2 separate regions of the Homo sapiens genome follow, and region 1 is linked to region 2. Evidence: read pairs that join two places in POLR2A ChIA-PET (ENCODE). Cell type or tissue: OCI-LY7. All regions are shown on one strand. Region 1 overlaps MCC (MCC regulator of Wnt signaling pathway). Region 2 overlaps MCC (MCC regulator of Wnt signaling pathway).

Evidence for each region. ChIA-PET counts read pairs that join two places held together with the same protein. Peaks named below come from ENCODE experiments on the same cell type or tissue, not always from the same donor. Only the 100,000 strongest peaks of a DNase experiment are listed, where the experiment ranks them.
Region 1: POLR2A ChIA-PET joins it to region 2 with 7 read pairs; 3 of 35 experiments call an interaction of 5 or more read pairs at or near these places.

Annotation. Positions count from the first base shown.
Region 1 is chr5:113,472,872-113,477,871 of GRCh38, forward strand. The region is part of intron 1 of MCC (MCC regulator of Wnt signaling pathway); the gene reads right to left. Among named protein-coding and RNA genes, the nearest start is that of MCC, 13 kb to the right of the region's middle. In OCI-LY7, no CTCF peak of the experiment used is centred here; no DNase peak of the experiment used is centred here; H3K4me3 peaks cover 1,240 bases; H3K27ac peaks cover 1,435 bases.
Region 2 is chr5:113,420,870-113,425,869 of GRCh38, forward strand. All of the region lies in intron 1 of MCC (MCC regulator of Wnt signaling pathway), which reads right to left. The region is part of intron 1 of LOC107986366 (a long non-coding RNA gene); the gene reads left to right. Among named protein-coding and RNA genes, the nearest start is that of TSSK1B, 12 kb to the right of the region's middle. In OCI-LY7, no CTCF peak of the experiment used is centred here; no DNase peak of the experiment used is centred here.

The DNA of each region.
Region 1 (5,000 bases), 52 kb after region 2:
GCTATTTGGGAGTGTGAAGCACCGTATTTTGTCTTAAGGTAGTATTAAACTATTGGTTCATTCATTCAATGTTGCTTTAGCATCTAATCAACGCATGATGTCAGGTAGTGTGAGAGATACAAAGACATTGTTGCATTCATGATGCTTACAGTCTAGCAGGCGAAAGAAGCAGAATAGAAATTACCATAATACAAGTTAGTATTGGGTAAGTTCCTTTATTTTTATTATATTATTACTTCTAAATGTTAGTTTACTGTGACTACCCAGTAACTAACCATAGAGGGATAGCTTATGAAAAGTAGACTACAAAATATTAATTTAAGAATCTCTTTCTAACTTTTATGTACCTTGGAGTAGTCAAGATAAAACTGGCTGGGTGCAGGGGCTCACACCTGTAATCCGAGCACTTTGGGAGGACAAGACAGGAGGATCACTTGAGTACAGGAGTTTGAGACGAGCCTGGGAAACACAGTAAGACCCCATCTCTAGAAAAAATGTTTAAATTAGCTGGGCATGGGGGTGGATGCCTCTAGTTCCAGCTACTTGGAAGCCTGATGCGGGAGGGTTACTTGAGCCCAGGAGTGTGAGGCTGCTGTGGGCTATAATCACACTACTATGCTCTATCCTGGATGACAGAGCAAGACCCTTTCTCAAAACAAAAACAAAAACAAAAACAAAACAAAACAAAACAAAATACTGTGTGGGCAACTGTCCATCAACTTTTCAGTAACAACTATAATACAAAATTATGAGTAGTTTTTAGGTTTACTCCATCTCATAACCTTCACTTAGGAATTGACAAAAAATCCTAACCAAGAATTCAATGCTTTTGAAAATACTATTACTGCATGGAATTAAAGGAACTGGATAATAACAACTACAAATAAAGAGAAACTATGGATTTATCAGGGTTAGTTCATAAACAACCAGACAGCTGCCCAATAGAGACTAACTTAAACAGCATGCCTTTCCATAAGAATATGCTACCACTAAAATCCTGAGCTGGTACCTACAATCCATAAAAATCAAAGTATTTCAGGCCTGAAAAGCTGACAGAAAAAATCCCAGAAGAAGAAAATGATACTGATTAGAAAGTGATGTGAGACTTATCTAAAGTTACACGACCAGTTAGTAGCAGGGGCACTGAATTTTGGTCACACTGATCTTTTAGATTAGGTAAAATGCACCTAATATGTATTTTCAAAATATAAACTCCTCAGCTAAATTGGACAAAAAGTTGATAAACTTTTTTCTAAAAATTATCAAGCATTTGAAGTGTTTCTATTAAGAGTTGGGCACTGAGGTTACAAAGGCAAAAGAAAAGAAAGCATGGTCTCTGCCTTGAGTATGGGGAGAAAGGAAATGAAAACTATGAGAATATCCAGTGTGAGCAGTGCTGGTGTAGGAGTATGTGCAAGGTACTAGGGCATCAGGAAAGTGTCCAGAGGGGAGGAGCTATATGGAAACAGCCTAGAAAAAAATGAGAGGGTGCTCACCAGACAGGTAAGGGCGAGAGAAAGGCACTTACTGGGAGCTGCATGTGCACAGCACCGATGCTTGGAGCAGCCTGGGACGCTGCAGTGAAAGAGGAATGCAGCAAGAGATAATGCTGGAGGGGGAGTGGAGTCACCGTGCCAGACAGGCAGGGCCTTAAATTAAATGCCCCTAGAAGGAGTCTGAACTTATCTGTAAGGAACAGGCAACTGTTGAAGGATTTTAGGAAGAGCTGCCTGCTCAGTTCTGTGTTATAGAAAAATGACTTCAGTGTCAGTGCCGAGAGTCCTGGAGGGGGCAAGCCTGCAGATTAGAATACTAGGATAATAATCCTGGTTAGAGATGAAGTAGCTTAGGAAACCAAAAAGGGAGAGAGGGATAAGCCGCACTGATTTCATCCTTTGCCTATAATAAATATAAAATTGCCAACACATTTTCAGAAGAGGAAACACCTCCCCAACAATTTTATCAGTGACTTTCATCCTGTTTATTACTGTGAAGTAAAGTCAGCTTAAGACTACATCACATAAGATTGAACAAATAAAGCCCTCTCTTGAAAGCATCAACCTCTAATGTAGAATATTTTGTTAAGCTTCTCATTTCTCAGAAAGAAGTTCTGAAATTTTATAAATAAATGCAGAATTCTGATATTTAAAGGAAATGCAGCCACATCGTTATGAAAATGCTTCCCTTCACCCCATCTACTTTCTCACTTCCTTCATTTATACTACAAATTTGGACCTGTGGATGTTTTAAATAATAGACAACAGGTGTACTAAACAATGTCACTTGCCATAATATTGAATAGATGCCCAATTAACACCAACATTAAGTATAAATGCTCTTTCAAGTATCTGGTATATCACTGATGTGAATGTTTTAAATAATTAAACACAAAGCTCATCTATCTAGAATTTTCCAAGCAACAGTTTCACAAGTAAATATTCAACTGAGAGTTACATCAGACAAACATTTAATGCTTATTAGTCAATCTAGAAACTTGTTCAATTTACTTTTTCACTTTATTAGGTGACAGGGATCCAAATGTTTGAAAAAGTAATAGGTCCAAAGAGTCCTTCTACCTACCCATCTTTTTTTCTCCCATCAGTTAGAGTCATCGATAATCAATGGCATAAATTTAGTAATGACTCATTTACATATTTAAACTGGCATTTTGAAATGACAATGAGAAGCTGACAGTTAACTGTTCTCTAAGGAAATGCCCTTTCTCTCCATATGGCTTCCACTCTGAGACTAAGAATTAAAGAGATTTTTCAATTTATGGAACAAGAGAGAGTCTCTCCAGCTGAGACTCCCATGTCATTTCATTTAGAATGCAAATCTCAACATTTTAAATGTCATTCCTACTGATGCTAAGAAGGCAGTTATAAAATGAAAAATCACCCTCACCATAGAGCTTTGGTAAATTAAAAAGTAAAGGACTTTAAGACTTTAAGGGAAAATAAGTTTTCTCATGTTAGCTAGGCCGCATGTATGGTGGGAAATACCCTCAAGAAGCTATGTTACCTTAGCTCCTCACCTTAAAATGAAAATACTAATTCCTGTTGCAAAGATTACATAAAATAATGCATGGTCTGATTGTAAACTATAAAGGTTTGTGTAAACATATGCCATTATTACTTTAGACTTCCACTGATATGTTGACTCAAAATAAAAAGACTGTAAAATGATCCTGTGGGCCAGAGGAAAAATCAAAAGTACCCTGAAAAACATAGTTACTAAAAATGCACGTGAACGAATTAGTTTACAGATTCAACACAATCCTTATAAAACTCTCAGCTGTGTTTTTTGAAAAGATCGAAAACTAATCCTAAAATTCACATGAATACTCAAGGGACCAACCACAGACTAAAAACCTTGGAAAAGAAGAACAAAGTTGGACAATTCGTACTTCCCGATTTCAAAACTTAGAACACAGCAACAGTAATCAAGACAGTATGGTACTAGTATAAGGATAGGCACACAGAGCAATGGAAAGGACTTGAGAGTTCAGAAATATATTCTTACATTTATGGTCTATTGATTTTTGACAAGGGTGTCAAGAAAATGGGAAAACAGACGAGTGCTTTCAACAAATGGCTGTTGACAACTGAATATCCACATTCAAAAGAATGAAGCTGGATCCTTTCTTCACACCATACACAAAAATTAACTCAAGTGGATCATAGACTTAAATATAAGAGCTAAAACTATAAAACTCTTAGAAGAAAACATTTAAATTATTTCTGACCTTTGGTTAGACAAAGACTTTTTAGCGACAATATCAAAACACAAGCAATAAAAGGCCACAGAATGTACAATATCCATAGCAGGCAAGTCTAGAGAGGCAGCAAACTAGTGGTTGCCTAGGGCCGGAGTGGTTAGGGGAAATGAGGATGACTGCTAATGGGTACAGGGTTTCTTTTTGAGGTGATGAAACTATTCTAAAATTGGTTGCAATGATTGTTACACGACTCTGAATATATAAGACCATTGAATTGTATGCTTTAAATGGGTTAATTATGTAGTACGTCAATTATATCTCAATAAAGCTAGTTAAATATAACTTAAAGAAATGTATGTGAAAAGCCGCATTGAGTAGTGGTCATGACCTTCATTTGTTAAACATGAGTTTGAATTCAGGTCCTACTAACTGTGGAATCTTGAGCAAATAACAATAATTCTGAGCCTGTTTTTCTCATCTTCAAATTCTATAATAAAAATTCCTTTCTCAAAGGAATGAGTATTAAATGAGATCATGCAGACTAAGTGCTTACTTGGCACAGCCTAGTATACAGTAAGCACTCAATAATATTAGCTATTAAAAGAAGAGATATGTGGGCCTAGACTGTAGGTAGTTGCTAAAAACAAAACAAGACAAAAACCAGTAAGTTGGTTGAGGCATTTCTGTAAATGTTATTTTTTAAATTATATATAAACTTAATAACAAACAGGGTGCTTCCAAATAGGCAGGCTCACTTTGAAATACTCAGTACAAAGCGAAAGAAGGTCATAATCATAGGTCACAGAGGCTGGATTTACCGTTTCACCTAAAACAGCTAGAAATCCAAATACATGAAATAATGATTTTCAGACATCATATAACAGCATAAGAATACAATCCATGAGTAAAGGGCAACAAGCAAGGTGAGCCTACATTTACACCAACTTGCTGCCTGGAGGCAGTCTATATGCTGCAGAACAGGAGGGAAAATCCAAACTGCACCCAGTGGTCTCACCGAGTTGAGGAGAGAGAGAACAAAATTCAGGGAAGCCAAGGCAGATTAAATTTGTGGTGCAGAGGGAAGAGGAAGGAATGCTTTAGATAAAAGGAGCTCCAGAGATGTGAAGAGTAGGCTAATTTAAATTAGCCCTAGTCTAAAGACTCCTCTAGTCATGCCAAACAAAGAAAGCTTAAAGGCAAGCTTCCAAAAGAGCCAAACTCAACTGCAAGCCACAACAAAGTATAGGAAAACAATACAGAAACCAGTACCGAACAAGTTTAT
Region 2 (5,000 bases):
CTCTTTTTGCTATTTGGAATCAAAGGATTCTAAGCACTAATGTTAAATATAATATATTCAAGCTTCTAAAATACTCACTGACTTTACATTATAAATCAGTAATTTGAACTTTATAAAAGTTTACAATTAGTGGAAATTCCGCAAAAGAATTTTATTTATTTATTTTTTTTTTGAGATGGAGTCTCACTCTGTTGCCTAGGCTGGAGTACAGTGGCACGATATCAGCTCACTGCAACCTCTGTCTCCCAGGTTCAAGCGAGTCTCCTGCCTCAGCCTCCTCAAGTAGCTGAGACTACAGGCACGCGCCACCATGCCCAGCTAATTTTTGTATTTTTTAGTAGAAACGGGGTTTCTCCAGGTTGTTCAGGCTGGTCCTGAACTCCTGACCTCATGTGATCTGCCCGCCTGGACTCCCAAAGTGCTGGGATTACAGGTGTGAGCCACTGCACCCGGCCTCTGCAAAAGAATTTTAAATATGACCTTTACCCCCACTGGATTTTCCTGGAATAATTATTTCAGCAAACTTCCCTAGACTTACTGCTCAGAGAAAATAAAACTCTTTAATTTCATAACATTTCTAACTGGTCAGAGAAATAACATATTAATGGTCCATCCTCTGTTATTCACACATATTAAGACTTTCCTAGGCAGTACGATTCTAATAAGGCATCAATACTTTTTGTATCCCCATCTGTTAACTATAAAAACTTCACTTTTCCAAGCTCACATTTACAAGACCCTTTCGCTCATCTGGGTCAGACTGTCTGCAACAGTAGGAAGGACCCAGACTCTCTTCCTGTGACTCTGTTCTACCAGTTTTCACTTCATTTTCCCCACTATTTCTGCTAAATAAACATCCACGGAGCTAATGTATATCCTTGGATCTAGCTGCTGACTCCTTCCCCATTGCCTTTGTCAGTTAATTTCTATTTTCACTCAATTCCACGCTCCATGAGGCTCTGGAGTCCTTGAAATAGTCAATTTCCTAGGATCCAGGGGTGATTTGCTATTTTCTTCACCACTTCCCAGTTCCCTGGGGTCCTTCCATTGCTAATGCTAGTGACAGTATAAATAAGACTATGATAGTAAGATTGCTTCATATAAATGTTTTTGCCACTTTTTCAGCTTTTACTGAGGTATTTGAAGGCCAGAGAAGACAGAATATAAATTAGTGAATCCCTAACAGCAGCAATAAAATTATAGTTAATTCAGTCAGTGCTGTGTTGGTGAAGGTTTAACAATAGGCTCTCTGGGGAGAAAAAGCCTTGATTTGGAGCATTTGCTGATTTCCATGGTAAATACACTCCGGCCATGGTTGATTTGAAGCTATCATTGTCACATCACTGAAAATCACATCTAGTGAGGAGACTGATTAGAGATGTGCTGTACCACACCATGATACAGTATTCCACCATACAGATACAAGAGATATAAACAGCCCCAAGAGCATGGATAACTGTAAATATAGTAAAATAAATAGTAAGTGATGAGTTTGAGCATTTATTATATTTGTTGTTCATGTAATTTATTTGTTTACAAGCTTCTATGATTTAATTTTAAGTTATTTTTGTCTTTTTAATTGACTTTATGATTTAGTTTTTAACAATGGTTATGTTTAATAATGGCTCACAAAATTCCTGAAAATTTAGCAATTTGCTTTTGCAAGCAAGTACGAGCCAGCTCCAGTGCATCATTGATTATAGGATATAGGAAAGACCTACACATAACCTTCAGGATGTTGTGGCATTATCAGGTATGGCCCAGCTTGTTGCAGCAGGCCTGGGTGACTTGAAGAGCCGTGGAATCTGGACCTGGATGAGCCCAGTGGAGATGCAAAAGGATGTAAGAGGCAGAGTGAGCTGGAGGAGCTAGAAGAAATCTGACATGGCATCGGAGATAAATAGGAATTAGTGGATCCTCTAAAAAATGACTGGGATGACAGAGACTTCTAGTTATACTTGGTAGATTTAATATACTTAGTTACTTTCCTTGTTCCCTTTCAATGCCTCCTGAAACCATCCTAAAAGGATAAAAGAATAAAAAAGCACAAAACTACAGGAGATCCCCATGACTCATGGATTCTGTGTTTGCAAACTTGCCTACTCAGTAAAACTTATTTGTAGCCCCAAATCAATACTCATCGTGTTTTCCACAATTATTTGTGAATGTGGTCAGAGTGGTGAAAAATTTGAGTCGTCCAACACACAAGTTCCCAGCAGAGGCTGAACAAAGCAACACTCTGCCTTTGTTCTGGATCTCATACTGTAAACATCATCCTTTTCATGGTCTATTTAGTGTCACGTTTTTCATACCTTCGTGCTTTTTGTTGATAACTTTGCTGTCTAAAGTGGCCCCCAAGCACAGTGCTGAAGGGCTGTCTGGTTTCCTAAGTGCCTTGCAAAGAATATACATGTTAGATAAGCTTTGTTCAGGCATGAGTGACAGTGCTGTTGGCCATGAGCTCAATGTTAATGAATCAACAATCTATATTAAACAGGGTGTCTTTAAAAAGAACCTATACATAACACAAAGCTATGTGTTGATCCTGGGCTCACAAGAATCTAACCCTGTGTTTCCCCTAGAAGCAACAATTCAATATTTACGAATTCAGTGTTTGCTGCAACTTTCTAGAACATAATTACTGTGAATAATGAGAATTAACTGGTATAATAACGAGGAGAACAGAAGTGATGATTAGAACAACTAAATTTCAAAAGTTACAAGGCATATAGATGAGTGGAATCAGCTCACCAGAGAAAGCCAGACTGAAGCAAGTATTGGCCAGGCTCAGAAATAGGAGAGCCAGTGAATGCAGGTGACGTTCATAACAGGAGAATGAGTTGAAGGTGTGTGTAAGAAGCCATTAGATCTCTATTTCCCACCCCCAACCCGGCACAGTCAAGTTTTCTCAACCCGGGCAGAAAACTAATTTATTTTCTATAGTGGCTGATCCCCACTTGCTTCTGGACTCAGGGTTACCACTCGTAGGATAAGGTTATCATCCTGAAATTGGGGAATTCAGGCGAAGTCCTCACGGAGAATGGTAAAACTGTTTTTCCCTTTTCCTCCACTCAGCTCTGACAACCCTGGCTACTAGCTTTATACCAACCAGATGGCAGACTGAAGGACATCCCTCTGGGGATACTGCCTGGGCCAAAAGAAAATATCTGTGTGTATTAGGAAGGGGAGGGAAGAATCTCTCAGTGAAACAGCCCTCTTAGATCATCCTACGGTTAATCCCACTGGTCAAAAAGTCATCCTCTACACACACACACACACACACACACACACACACACACACACACACACACACACATTCTAATCAGCTTTGTTATGCCTCGCCCTTAAATATCAGGAACAACTGAAGACTAATAGGTATTTGAAGAGGGCATCTAATATAAAAGAGACAAAAAAAATTAAAAATATAAAAAAGAACTCATAGGAAACAGAAATAATGCTGGAAGATTAGATAACTTCCAAAAACCTATCATGGACATCAGTATATAGTTAAACAATGACATAATTTTCACAGAACAATAATAAGTTTTAAAAAAGAACACTCAGTCCAGGTGTGATGGCTCACACCTGTAATCCCAGCACTTTGGGAGGCCAAGGCGGGTGGATCACTTGAGGTTAGGAGTTTGAGACCAGCCTCACCATCATGGTGAAACACCATCTCTACTAAAAATACAAAAATTAGCTGGGTGTGGTGGCAGGTGTCTGTAATGCCAGCTACTTGGAGGCTAGGCAGGAGAATTCCTTGAACCTGGGAGGCAAAGGTGACAGTGAGCTGAGATTGTGCCATTGTACTCCAGCCTGGGTAATAGAGTGAGACTCCATCTCAAAAAAATTTTTTTTAAATTAAAAAATTAGAAAGCACACCCAGAGAATAACATTAACAAAAAACTCTTAAAAATTAAAAGCAGAAACTGAAATTTTAATATACAAATTGAAAAGTAAAATTGAGAAAATCTCCCAGAAAATAGAACAGCAATGCTAGGAGTGAAAAAAAAAGAACTAGAAAATATGAAAGAAAGGGTCAAAAAATAAGCTCACTTTGCAATATCTGACATCCAAATTACATTGGATGAATTACAGAAAGAATGACAAAGAAGACCGAGGGGAGGAAACTATCACACATATAATTAAGAAATTTCCTAGAACTTAAGAATATCAGTTTCCATGAGATAGGGTCCACAAAGGACCACAGAAACAATTTTTTTTAAAGACATGAAATATCAGAACATTGGGCAAAGAGAGAATCCCAAAAGCTTTCAGAAGAGAAAAAGAGAAACAACAACAGGTCTTATAAAAGGATTGGGAATCACAGCACCTACTTTTCATAGCAATACTGAGTGCTAGGATAAACAATCACTTCAAAATTCCAAGAGAAAACAATTTCTAATCTCAAATTCTATGCCCAGTAAAACAATCAATCAAATGAAAGGGCAGAATCAAGACATTTCTCAAAACATTAGCTGTCACATATGCTTCTCAGGAAGCTACTGGGAGAGGGACACCACCAAAAGGAGGATGTTCACAAGAAAGAGAAACACAGTATATTGGGCTTGGGTGCATATAACCAATTACCAAGTAAAAGTGGCATAAACAAGAAACAATTCTATTTCTCTCCTATGTGACAAGAAGTGAGACTATTGATCTAATCAAACATTATGATTAGGAGAATAGGTAAAGGGGAAGTGGGTGCATATTTGGAGGGAGGCCTTAAATCCACATATTCCTTGGTGTAAAATCAATACACAATATCTACAATTGAAGAAAACTTGAAGAAACAGTAATATAAGCAAATTATTATAAATTATAGAAGCAAACGTGAGAAGAATCAGCTAAAAGCGTCATCAGTGTTACAAAGAATTGGCCTAGGGTAGGTGGACAGACGAGTGTTGTTTTTCATTAGGGATTTTGAATATCTAGTATCTATCTGACTTCTTAAGCCATGTATAACCTCGTTCACCATGCTGGGGGTGGTGGAAGTGGAT